2 separate regions of the Homo sapiens genome follow, and region 2 is linked to region 1. Evidence: chromatin contacts called from ENCODE Hi-C or POLR2A ChIA-PET data. All regions are on one chromosome and are shown on one strand. Each heading gives the region's core, a stretch centred on a gene start or an enhancer-like site at or near the end of the contact. The rest is flanking DNA. Distances are from core to core; before and after follow the strand shown.

Region 1 (5,596 bases), core at 1,900-4,399:
TAATTTTTGTATTTTTTAGTAAAGACAGGGTTTCATCATGTTGGCCAGGCTGGTCTCGAACTCCTAACCTCAAGTGATCTGCCTGCCTCAGCCTCCCAAAGTTCTGGGCCATGCCTGGCCCCTATTATAGTTTCCTTTATTGCTTTTCCCACATCCTCTTTACTGTCTCTTATTGGAATTCCTATTCCTGTTGTACATCCTATTAGATATATAATGGATCATTTCATTTCATCCTCCATCTTAACTTCCCCTTTATGTTTCACATTTCTTTATCTCTCTCTGTGCTGTATTCTGGGCGAACACCTCTGATAGGTGTTCTATAGCCCCCAATACTTCTGAGTGTGATTATATTGGAGATAGGGTCTTTGAAGAGGTGACTAAGTTAAAATGAGGCTATCAGGGTGGCCCCTAATGCAATCTGACTGGTGTCCCTATAAGAGGAAATGTGGATGCACCAAGGGGCAGGAAGGATGAGCATGCGCAAGGGAGACCATGTGAGGACACAGCAAGGAGGTGGCCGTCTGCAAGCCAAAGAGCAAGACCTCCGATAAAACCAAACACCAGCACCCTGATCTGGGACTTCTAGCCTCCAGAACTGAAAGTTAATAGATTGCTGTTGCTTAAGCCACTCTACTGTTTTATTATGACAGGGCCAGTAAATGAATATGACAGACTACTGTCAAACCCACCTATTGAGTTTCTCTCTTTCTTTTTGCTTTGTTTGTTTTTTCAGTTTATCTTGGGTGACTTTTTTTTTTCTATGGCCCAGGGCAAGACACCCACTTCTAGGCTGCAGCCCAAGGTTATTGGGCAGTTTTTCCAGTCCCAAGAAGAAACAGCTGACTTCCAGCTTTTTCCTGATGTAGGGAGCCTAGTTTCAGCTGGAGGGCTCTCACAGGGCCAGGAGCCTTGTCTTTCGTCCTCACAGAGGCATTCAAACCCCAGTGCCATTCAGAAGTCTGGATATGGCAGCCCCAGGTGACTTAGTGGCTCCATGAAGCTGCCAGGGACTTGGACACCTTTGATCTTCACATTTTAGCACCCTTGGGGTGCGGCTTTAACCCTCTTGTTGCACTTCCAGGCATCTCATCTCCAAATGCCCCATGTCTTCTGTCTTTTGTTTGCTTCTTTGTTTTGAGACAGGGTCTCACTCCATCACCCAGGCTGGAGTGCAGTGGTGTGATTACAGCTCACTGCAACCTCAACCTCCCAGGCTCAAGTGAACCTCCTACCTCGGCCTCCTGAGTAGCTGGGACTACAGGTGTGTGCCACCACACCTGGCTAACTTAATTTTTTTTTTTTTTTTGAGACAGTTTCACTCTTGTTGTCCAGGCTGGAGTGCAATGGTGAAATCTCAGCTTGCTGCAACCTCTGCCTCTTGGGTTCAAGCGATTCTCCTGCCTCAGCCTCCCGAGTAGCTGGGATTACAGGTATGTGCCACCACGCCCGGCTAATTTTGTATTTTTAGTAAAGACAGGGTTTCACCATGTTGGTCAGGCTGGTCTTGAACTCCCGACCTCAGGTGATCTACTGACCTCGGCCTCCCAAAGTGCTGAGATTACAGGCATGAGCCACCGCACCCGGAAATTTTTTTTTTTTTTTTTGTAGAGACAGGTCACGCTATGTTGCCCAGGCTGGTCTCAAACTCCTGAGCTCAAGCGATCCTCCTGCGTCTGCCTACAAAAGTGTTGAAACTACAGCCACAAGCCAACGCGCCCGGCCTTATGTGTTATCTCTTGCCACATAGTGGCCTCTGCTCCAAGGGAAGCGGGAAGAGTGAGTTTTTTCAGTGGTACCTTTCCTCCCCATCCTGAAAACAAATGTGATTCTCCTCCTAAAGAAGTAGAGCAAGTGGGTGTAGAGTTGTTAACATGCAATGTCTGCCACATAAAACATGATCCCCATTTTGGTGAGGAAATCACAGCCTGGAGAGGTGTGGTGATTTACACAGCCTGGATTCGATTGCACTGAGCCTGCCCCACCCTCACCCTGCTCTGATTCAGGGACCCTGGCCTGGCCCTCATCTTTGGTGGTTGCTGTCGTCAAGGCACTGGCCTTGCGTGATGGATGAGCAGGCAGCCTCATTAAACACAAACCCTTGTTGGTTTCCCAAAGCCCACAGGAGCAGCGAGGCCCGGGATCTGGGAGCAGGGAAGCTGAACAGGACCCCATCTGTCCTGTTCCCTCCGGCTTCTGCTCAAACAGGCATTTGTCTGCCATGGCAAGAGGGCAGCCTCAGACACTTCATCTCTGGGCAATTAGGGGGCTGCACGTGAGAAGAGTAATGACTGGCCAGAGGGGATTTATCAGGGGCCAGTGTGGCTGGGCGGGGCTCAAGATTTGACATCCACCTCTTTTCCGAGGGGAAGGAGCTGGTTAGCATCCCTGCCTGGCAGTGGAGCCTCGTTAGCTCTGCCTTCTACTGTCCCTTCCCCCTCCAACGCTCTGCTCCCCACCCCACCTCCTTGTCTCTGCCCTAGATCAGAGGCCAGGCACTAGCTGGATGGTCACACCTGCCTCCTCCATGCTGCCCCCTGTGAACCACTCTCCGCACTGGCTGCTCACAAGTCTGATCACGTCACACACCTCCTCCCTACCTTTAAATCCTTCCATGGCTCCCTACTGCCCAAATCATAAGCAGCTGTTGTGTTCGGGTGGTCCTAGGTGACCAGCTTCCCCACGAGCGATTTCTCTCCTTTGGTTTGATTCGTGTCAAAGATGAGTCTTAGACACTGCCTGATGCTCAAACGGTTTATCCTTTTCTTAAAAAAAAAAAAGATGGGATCTTGCTGTGTTGCCCAGGCTGGTCTTGAACTCCTGGCCTTAACCCATCTTCCTCCCTTGGCCTCCCAAAGTTCTGAGTTACAAGCATGAACCATGGTGCCCGGCCTCAAGTGATTTATTTTGGCTGTGCTGTTACGAGACAGACATCAATGACACGGGCCAGATACACTTAGGAGGTCAGAGGACCAGCTGACCAGGAGGGTCTCTGTGTAGAGACCATCCTCAGAGTTTGGGGGATCCTTCTCCCTTCCCTAGACCTGGGTTCAGTCTAGGTTAGTCGCCAGGTGTTTCTTTCAAAAAAGAAGTTTAAGCTATTCTTGTAAGGGGAAGCTTTGTTTCAAGGTTTATGAAAGTTGCATCTGTGCTGAGGTGGTCTTGTTTTCTGGAAATCCCCTGGCCAGGGTTGGAAATCCTGGGGCCAGGCTGTATCAACTGCTAAGTGACACCTGGTGTCCGGCCTGTGAGATGCTTAAGTGGGTCCTATGGCTCTTGTTAATCTCACAGTTGCAGTATGTCTCTTTTTATACTATGACAGCAACCTCAGCCCTGGTGACCTCAGCTCCCGCGCCGCATCCTCTGTACTCTTGCTCTTCAATTTTTAAGAATGAGTTTCATGATTATGGGTTTCAAAAATTACATTCAGGACTGCGTGTGGTGGCTCATGCCTATAATCCCAGCACTTTGGGACGCCAAGGTGGGTGGATCACTTGAGGTTAGGAGACCAGTCTGGTCAACATGGTGAAACCCTGTCTCTACTAAAAAAAATAAAACTTAGCAGGGCGTGATGGTGCACACCTGTAATTCCAGCTACTCAGGAGGCTGAGGCAGCAGGATCACTTGAATCTGGGAGGTGGAGGTTGAAGTGAGCCGACAACATGCCACTGCACTCCAGCCTGGGTGACAGAGTGAGACTCCATCTCAAAACAAAAACAAAAACAAAAACAATTCAAAAGGCACACAGTAAAACAAGGCTAACTCCTGCATCGTCCTCACCTGCCTAGTCCCCATCACCTGCCACATGCCTTAGTTCCTTGTGTATCCTTCCAGTTTCTTTATGCAAATGTAAATAGGACAAATATGTCGTCATATTTACCACCCCCACACATGCTTTATATACAAATGGTAGCTTATCAGGAACGTGGTTCTATACTTTCATTTTTGCACTTAATACATCTTGGAGATCTTTTTGTATCTGCAGAGAGAAGGCTGCTTCATTCTCTGGTACAGCTTGACCATCATTTCCTTAGCCAGCTCCCAGGTAGTGGATGTTTGTGTGGCAGGTGCTGCTGCTGCCCTGTCCCATATCTCCCACCTACCAGAGCTCACCAGCAGCCCTTTCATTTCTCCAGGCTTTAGCCCACACAGGTCTCTCTGCCTGGGATATGCTTCTGCTTCTTCATCTCAAATCAAGAGTCTGGCAGCCCCGCCAGAGACACTAACCTAACTAGTTCAGGCAGGGCTAGCACTTTGGGCCTCAGGGTCTCCCTTACCTCCTCTGCCTCAGGAATGATCACAGTGGATTAAATCCTCTCCTTATCTGCCTGCCTGGCTGGGAGCACCTGGGCAGGGGTCAGAGCTGTGGGGGGGCAATGGGGAAGATGAGTCAGATTCATCACTATGTCCCAGCACCTCTTACCACATCCCATGGCCTCTAGTGAAGCAGGAGAAGGATTGTATAAAATCCAAACTCCTTCCCGTGGCCTACAAAGCCCTGCTGACCCCGTCCCTGCCTGCCATCACCCCCAACCTCAGGTCCAGCCAGTGTGGCCTTCTTGTTCCTCAGAGACCTCAAACTCGATCCTGCCTCAGGGCTTTTGTTCTTATACTTTCCTCTACTTGGACTCTCTTTTCCCCAGATCTCCTGATTAGACCTCAGCTCAAATGACACTTCCTCCAAGAGGCCTTCCCTGACCACCTTGACTAAAATATCCTACTCACCCCTGCCAACTTTGGGAACCCAAGGCAGGAAGATCAGTTGAGGCCAGGAGTTCAAGACCAGCCTGGGCAACATAGTGAGATCCCATCTTTGAAAAAAAAAAAAAAACACCCCCACTTTCTTAGCAGTTATGGGATGAATTGTGTCCTTCCCAAAGTTTATAGGTTGAAGCCCTAACCCCGAGTACCTCAGAATGTCACTGTGTTTGGAGATAAGGTCTTTAAAGAGGTGAATAAGTTAAAATGAGGCCAGTAGGGCTGGGTCTTAATCCAATCTGAGTGGTGTCCTTTTTGTTTGTTTGTTTGTTTGTTTTGTTTTGTTTTGTTTTTGAGACAGAGTCTTGCTCTGTCTCCCAGGCTGGAGTGCAGTGATGCGATCTTGGTTCACTGCAACCTCTGCCTCTGGGGTTCAAGCAATTTTCCTGCCTCAGTCTCCCGAGTAGCTGGGACTAACAGGCACGTGCCACCACTCCCGGCTAATTTTTTTTTTGTATTTTTGGTAGAGACAGGGTTTCACCATGTTGGCCAGGCTGGTCTTGAACTCCTGAGCTCGTGATCCACCCATCTCGGCCTCCCAAAGTGCTGGGATAACAGGCGTGAGCCACTGTGCCCGGCCTGGTATCCTTTTTAAAAGGGGGAAGCAACACAAGGGATGAGGGTGCACAGAGGGAAGGCCGTGTGAGGACATGGGGAGGAAAGCCGAGGAGGGAGGCCTCCAAGGAAACCCTGCGGGTGCCTTGGTCTTGGACTTGCTGCCTCTGGAACTGTGGGAAAATAAATTTCTGTTATTTGAGCCAGGGGTCCTCAATCCCCTGGCCATGGACCAGTACTGGTCCATGGCCTATTAGGAACCTGGCACACAGCAGGAGGTGAGTGG
Region 2 (5,697 bases), core at 878-3,377, 110 kb before region 1:
TTTTATCCTTAGATCTTCATGTTAAAGCAGGGCACAGTGGCTCACGCCTATAATCCTAGCATTTGGGGAGGCTGAGGTGGGAGGATGGCTTGAGCCCAGGAGTTTGAAACCAGTCTGGGCAACATAGCAAGACCTTGTCTCAACAAAAATAGAAAAATTAGCCAGGTGTGTTGGCACGCACCCGTAGTCCCAGCTACTCAGGAGGCTGAGATGGTAGGATTGCTTGAGCCCAGGAGGTTAAGGCTGCTGTGAGCCATCATCGCGCCACTGCACTCAGCCTGAGCGACAGAGACGCTTGTCTTAAAAAAAAAAAAAAAAAAAAAAAAAGATCTTCACGTCATTCTCTTTGGACCTATTGACCTCTGATCATCCTTGTTGAGTTTCTCTGCCTCAGTTGTTTTCTGGTCTGTTTTGCCAGGTCTTCCTTTGTTGATGGTGTTATTTGCAGTTGTGCAACATCACTTTGATGATGTCATGAAATCCCCCATCTGCAGTCATTTTGCTGTACATTTGCCTGCATCATCTGGGAGCACCTGCCTCACAAAACCCATGGGGGTAGATAGTAGCAAAAGGCCAGGAGTGGTGTTTGTGTGGGGCCTCCTTCCAGTTCATTAGCAAATATTTTCCCATTACAGTGGTTTTTGCTTCTCTGTACAAACTTGTACCTGCAGAGATTTGGTGTTTCTGTTAATGAGGCCCCTGTAACTCCTGGGTGAAGCTTCTGGGGTTCAGAGATAAGTAAATACCTTGAGCTTAAAATGCATGGGCTGCTCAGGGTGACTGGTGTGTAAACAAATGCACCCTATCACTTGATAAAATGCTATCATATATGTTTATAAGGTATAGAGATACCACAGGGGAGGCAGGCTAGAGAAGCTGTCCCAAGAGCAGTGACATCTGAACTGAGTTTTGAAGGATGAATAGGAGTTTGCCAGGTAGACAATGGATGGAGTGTGTTCCTATCAGGAGGAACCGCAAGTTTAAAATACAACAGCAAGTGATGTATTAATAGAATGACTGTTATGTGGAGTGGAAGCGGGAGGGAGATGTTTAGATGGGGCCTATGGGAAAAAGTGGGGCCAAGGCATGAAGGGCCACGTAGAAATCACAAGAGCTCTGAGAAGTTGGCAGAGGAGCTAGAACTCAAGAAATGGGGTGTAGGGTAACTTGCCCCCAAGACTCTGGGAAATGGGGCAAGAGAGGCAGGGAAGCTGGGCAAAGCTTTGGCCAGCCAAGGGGCAGAGATTTCTGGCAGTGATGACTTATTCCCGTTTGCACTTGATAAATTTTCTTTGGCTCTTGCCCTTCTGATTTGTGGATTATCTGTGAGTTCCTGTGGCTGTGTGACTCTGGAGTGAGATGCCAAGTAAAGGGAAGGAAGCACCTGCTCTGTGCCAAGCTTTGCCTTTAGTGACATGAATCCCTGCAGCCCTGGGAGGTAGGTGATATTCTCCCCATTTTGAAGATGAAGACACTGAGGTTCAAAGAGAAGTGACCTGCCCACCAGAGTAACAACATCAGCAGAGTTTAGATTCGAACCCTAGTGTGAGATCTTGGAAGCCTCATAGCCCTGGTCTTGGAGTTTGCAGGTTGAAGATTGAGCCCGATGCTGATGACCCTGTGCAGTCCCCTTGCAGGGTCATAGTGCCAGTGGCCCTTTGTAGACATTGGAGCTGTTGTCCTGTCCCAAAAGTAAGGCCCAATGAGCCAGGCCCCCATTTGGATGGCCTGAAGGTGGAATGGTGTCATGGGTAGTGATAAGGGTTCTGGAGCCATTGGCCTGTGCTTAAATCCTGTCTTGACTGCAAATCCAGTGGATGACCTTGGGCAAGGTATTCAGCCACTCTGAGCCTCGGTTTTCTCCTCTGTGAAATGGGGATCACAGTAGTGCCTGCCCTACTGGATTATTTATAAGGATCAAGTAAGACAAGGCTGAGGCTCTTAGACATGGTACCTGGAACATAGTAGGTACTCAATAAATGTTATTGCTACAATTATTATTATTTGTGTTATTTAAGTAGAAGTTTGGCTGCATGCAGTAGAAACCTCAAATAACAGTGACTTATACACCATGAGAGTTGATTCTGTCTCATAGTGACATTTGAGTGGCTGTGGTGGCTTCATCATATCTTTAGAAGTCCAAGCCCTGTCATTCTGGTTTCTGTTCCCTGTCAGCCACATTGCCTTGGCCTGCCTATGTGTACTTTCCCCAAACCTCTCAAATGACTTTTAGTCATGCCACTATATCTTTACTGTATGTTTAATATTTCCTTTTAAAAAATAAGATTTGGCTGGGTGCAGTGGCTCACTCTTGTAATCCCAGCACTTTGGGAGTCCGAGGAGGGCAGATCACTTGAGGTCAGGAGTTTGAGACCAGCCTGGCCAACACAGTGAAACCCTGTCTCTACTAAAAAAAAAAAAAAAAAAAAAAAAATTAGCTGGGTGTGGTGGCACACTCCTGTAGTCCCAGCCACTCCGGAGCCTGAGGCAGGAGAATCGCTCAAACTCGGGAGGTGGAGGTTGCAGTGAGCCAAGATTGTGCCACTGCACTCCATCCAGCCTGGGTGACAGAGAGAGAGACTCCGTCTCAAAAAAGAAAAAAGAGAAAAATAAGATTTATTGATTTTTTCCCCCAATTGCAAAAGTCAATGTTCAATGCAGAGAAAACAATTTTGTAAAAACCCACACAAAAACAAAAAACCAAAACTGTCACCCAGAGATCGCCACTGCACTATTAACCTCTTGGTGGATATCCTTTGGCATATATGTGTAATAAATATGTTTACAGATATGGATACAGATATAAATATCACAGACTATATTTGAGTCAGGTGATGCCAAATAGAGTCACTGAATTTGGTGAAAATTCATCACACTGTCTTCCTGTAGCGCAATGTCCAACAAACAGACTGATTTAATGGGATCACTGCACATGTGGTTTTATCACTTAAAACTTTTTCACTTAAAACAGTAATATAGCTGGGCATGGTGGCTTATGCCTGTAATCCTAGCACTGTGGGAGGCCGAGGCAGGCAGATCACTTGAGGCCAGGAGTTCAAAACCAGCCTGAGCAACATGATGAAACCTTGCCTGTACAAAAAATACAAAAATTAGCCAGGCATGGTGGCATGTGCCTGTAGTCCCAGTTACTTGGGAGGCTGAGCTGGATTGCTTGAGTCCAGGAGTTCAAGGCTGCAGTGAGCCGTGATCATGCCACTGCACTCGTGAGACCCTGTCTCGGGGAAAAACAAAAACATCAGTAATATGGACATCTTTGCATTTCAGCAACAATAGACCTGCCTCATTCTTTAAACAGCTACTTTGTATTCCATTGTGCATGGTGTACTGTGATTTACTTCTGTCATCTCCCATTGTTGGTTAGTGAGGTTATTTTCAGTTTGTCATCAGTATAACAATTATACAGGGAACAACTTCGGAAGTACATCTTTGCTCTTTTCTAAGTTCCTAGAAGTGATTTTGCAGGTCAGAGTTGAAAGGGTTTTGTTTTTTTTTTTTTTTGAGATGGAGTCTCGCTCTGTTGCCCAGGCTGGAGTGCAATGGCAGGATCTCAGCTCACTACAACCTTCGCCTCCCAGGTTCAAGTGATTCTCCTGCCTCAGCCTTTCTAGTAGCTGCGACTACAAGGCACCTGCCACCATGCCCCGCTAATTTTTTGTATTTTTAGTAGAGACGGGGTTTCACCATGTTAGCCAGGATGGTCTCGATCCCTGACCTCGTGATCTACCCACCTCGGCCTCCCAAAGTGCTAGGATTACAGGTGTGAGCCACCGTGCCCGGCCTTTTTTTTTTTTTTTTAAAGATTAATTATCTACTTCAAAAACTATATGTATACAGTGCAATATTGTAAAACTATCACAGGACATAGAGTGAACAGGAATTCTCCATCCACTGTGACCCACTTCCCCATATCACGGGCAATCATGTTCGAAAAGTGTTCTTTGTAAACCTCTTATTTTGTCATAATTTTATTATTGATTGATTGATTTTTGAGACAGGATCTTGCTCAGTCACCCAGGCTGGAGTACAGTGGCACAATCATGGCTTGCTGTAGCCTTGACTTCCCTGGCTCAAACAATCCATCCCCCTCAGCCTCCTGAGTAGCTGGGACTACAGGTGTGTGCCACCACTGCCAGCTAATTTTGGTATTTTTTGTAGAGACAGGGTCTTGCTATATTGCCCAGGCTGGCCTAGAACTCCAAGGCTCAAGCAATCCACCCTCCTCAGCCTCCCAAAGTACTAGGATTACAGGCATAAGCCACCATGCCTGGCCTTCAATATATGTGTTTTAAAGCTTTCCTTTGTTTCATGAATTTAACTTATGTATGTATTTTAATTTTAATATAATTAATTAATTAATTTTTTGTTTAGAGACAGGGTCTCACTCCATCACCAAGGCTGGAAAGCAGTGGCATGATCATGGCTCACTGCAGCCTTGACCCTTGACCTCCCCAGTCTCAGGTGATTCTCCCACCTCAGCCTCCTGGGTAGCTGGGACTACAAGCATGCACCACCATGCCCATCTGATTTTTTTTTTTAAACTTTTTGTAGAAACAGGGTTTCGCCATATTGCTCAGGCTTGTCTCAAATTCCTGGGCTCAAGTGATCCTCCTACCTTGGCCTCCCAAAGTGCTGGGATTACAGGCATGAGCCACTGCACCTGGCCTTTTTTTTTTTTTGAGACAGGATCTCACTCTGTCACCCAGGCTAGAGCACAGTAGCATGATCACAGCTCACTGCAGCCTTCGCCTCCGGGGCTCAAGCAATCCTCCAGCTCAGCCTCCTGAGTAGCTGGGACCACAGGTGTGTGCCACCAGGCCTGGCTAATTTTTTATTTTTTATAAAGATGGAATTTCACCATGTTGACCAGACTGGTCTGGAACTCCTGGGCTCAAGCGGTCCACCTGCCTTGTTCTCCCAAAGGTCTGGGATTATAGGCGTGAGCCACACACCTGGCCAATTTTTATTTTTTTAGAGACAGAGTCTCACTGTGTTGTCCAGTCTAGAGTGCATCAGCTATTCACAGGTGTGGTCGCCTTGCCTCAGCCTCCCCAGTAGCTAGGACTACAGGCAGGCGCCATCACTCCTAGGTAAATTTGTTTGTTTGTTTGTTTGTAGAGACAGGGTCTTACTGTGTTGCCCAGGCTGGTCTTGAACTCCTGGCCTCAAGTGATCCTCCTGCCTGGCCTTCCCAAAGTGCTGGGATTACAGGCGTAAGCCATCACACCTGGCCTGTATTTCCTAAAAACAAGGATAACCTCTTCCATAAGGGCAATATACTATAGTTACCAAAATCAGGAAGTTGGGCTCTGTGCGGTGGCTCATGCCTGTAATCCCAGCACTTTGGGAGGCTGAGGTAGACAGATTGCTTGAGCCCAGAAGTTTGAGACCAACCTGGACTACGTGGCAAAACCCCGTCTTTACCAAAAAAAAAAAAAAAAAAAAAAAGAGGTGGGTATGGTAGCATATGCCTGTGGTCTCAGCTGCTCAGGAGGCTGAGGCAGAAGAATTGCTTTAGCCCGGGAGGTACAGGTTGCAGTGAGCTGAGATCGCACCACTGCACTCCCGCCTGAAGGACAGAGTGAGACCCTATCTCAAAAAAAAAAAAAAAAAAAAAAAAAAATCAGGCCAGGTGCGGTGGCTCACACCTGTAATCCCAACACTTTGGGAGGCTGAGGT

The links. Hi-C counts contacts between places; a loop is a spot of excess contacts on that map. ChIA-PET counts read pairs that join two places held with the same protein, here RNA polymerase II (POLR2A). Pooled maps may share reads with other maps.
Region 2: a pooled map shows a loop between it and region 1 (4-fold over the local background). The contact joins two enhancer-like sites. A Hi-C loop is called at or near these places in 1 of 168 maps with a recorded cell type or tissue (GM12878), 17 of 37 single-sample maps with no recorded cell type and 6 of 50 pooled maps. POLR2A ChIA-PET finds 5 or more read pairs at or near these places in 3 of 52 experiments (OCI-LY7, WTC11 and naive thymus-derived CD4-positive, alpha-beta T cell).

Annotation. Positions count from the first base shown.
Region 1 is chr20:33,880,127-33,885,722 of GRCh38, forward strand. No RefSeq gene overlaps it. Among named protein-coding and RNA genes, the nearest start is that of CHMP4B, 72 kb to the left of the region's middle. RefSeq lists enhancers at 3,077-3,196, 3,377-3,636. Within about 2 kb of position 3,150, at least 2 of the 41 ENCODE cell types and tissues checked have a DNase peak (open chromatin) inside an H3K27ac peak, as active enhancers do; they include GM12878, where a contact is called at or near this core.
Region 2 is chr20:33,771,709-33,777,405 of GRCh38, forward strand. The region is part of intron 10 of ZNF341 (zinc finger protein 341); the gene reads left to right. Among named protein-coding and RNA genes, the nearest start is that of ZNF341-AS1, 37 kb to the right of the region's middle. RefSeq lists an enhancer at 1,804-1,873. Within about 2 kb of position 2,128, at least 2 of the 41 ENCODE cell types and tissues checked have a DNase peak (open chromatin) inside an H3K27ac peak, as active enhancers do; they include GM12878, where a contact is called at or near this core.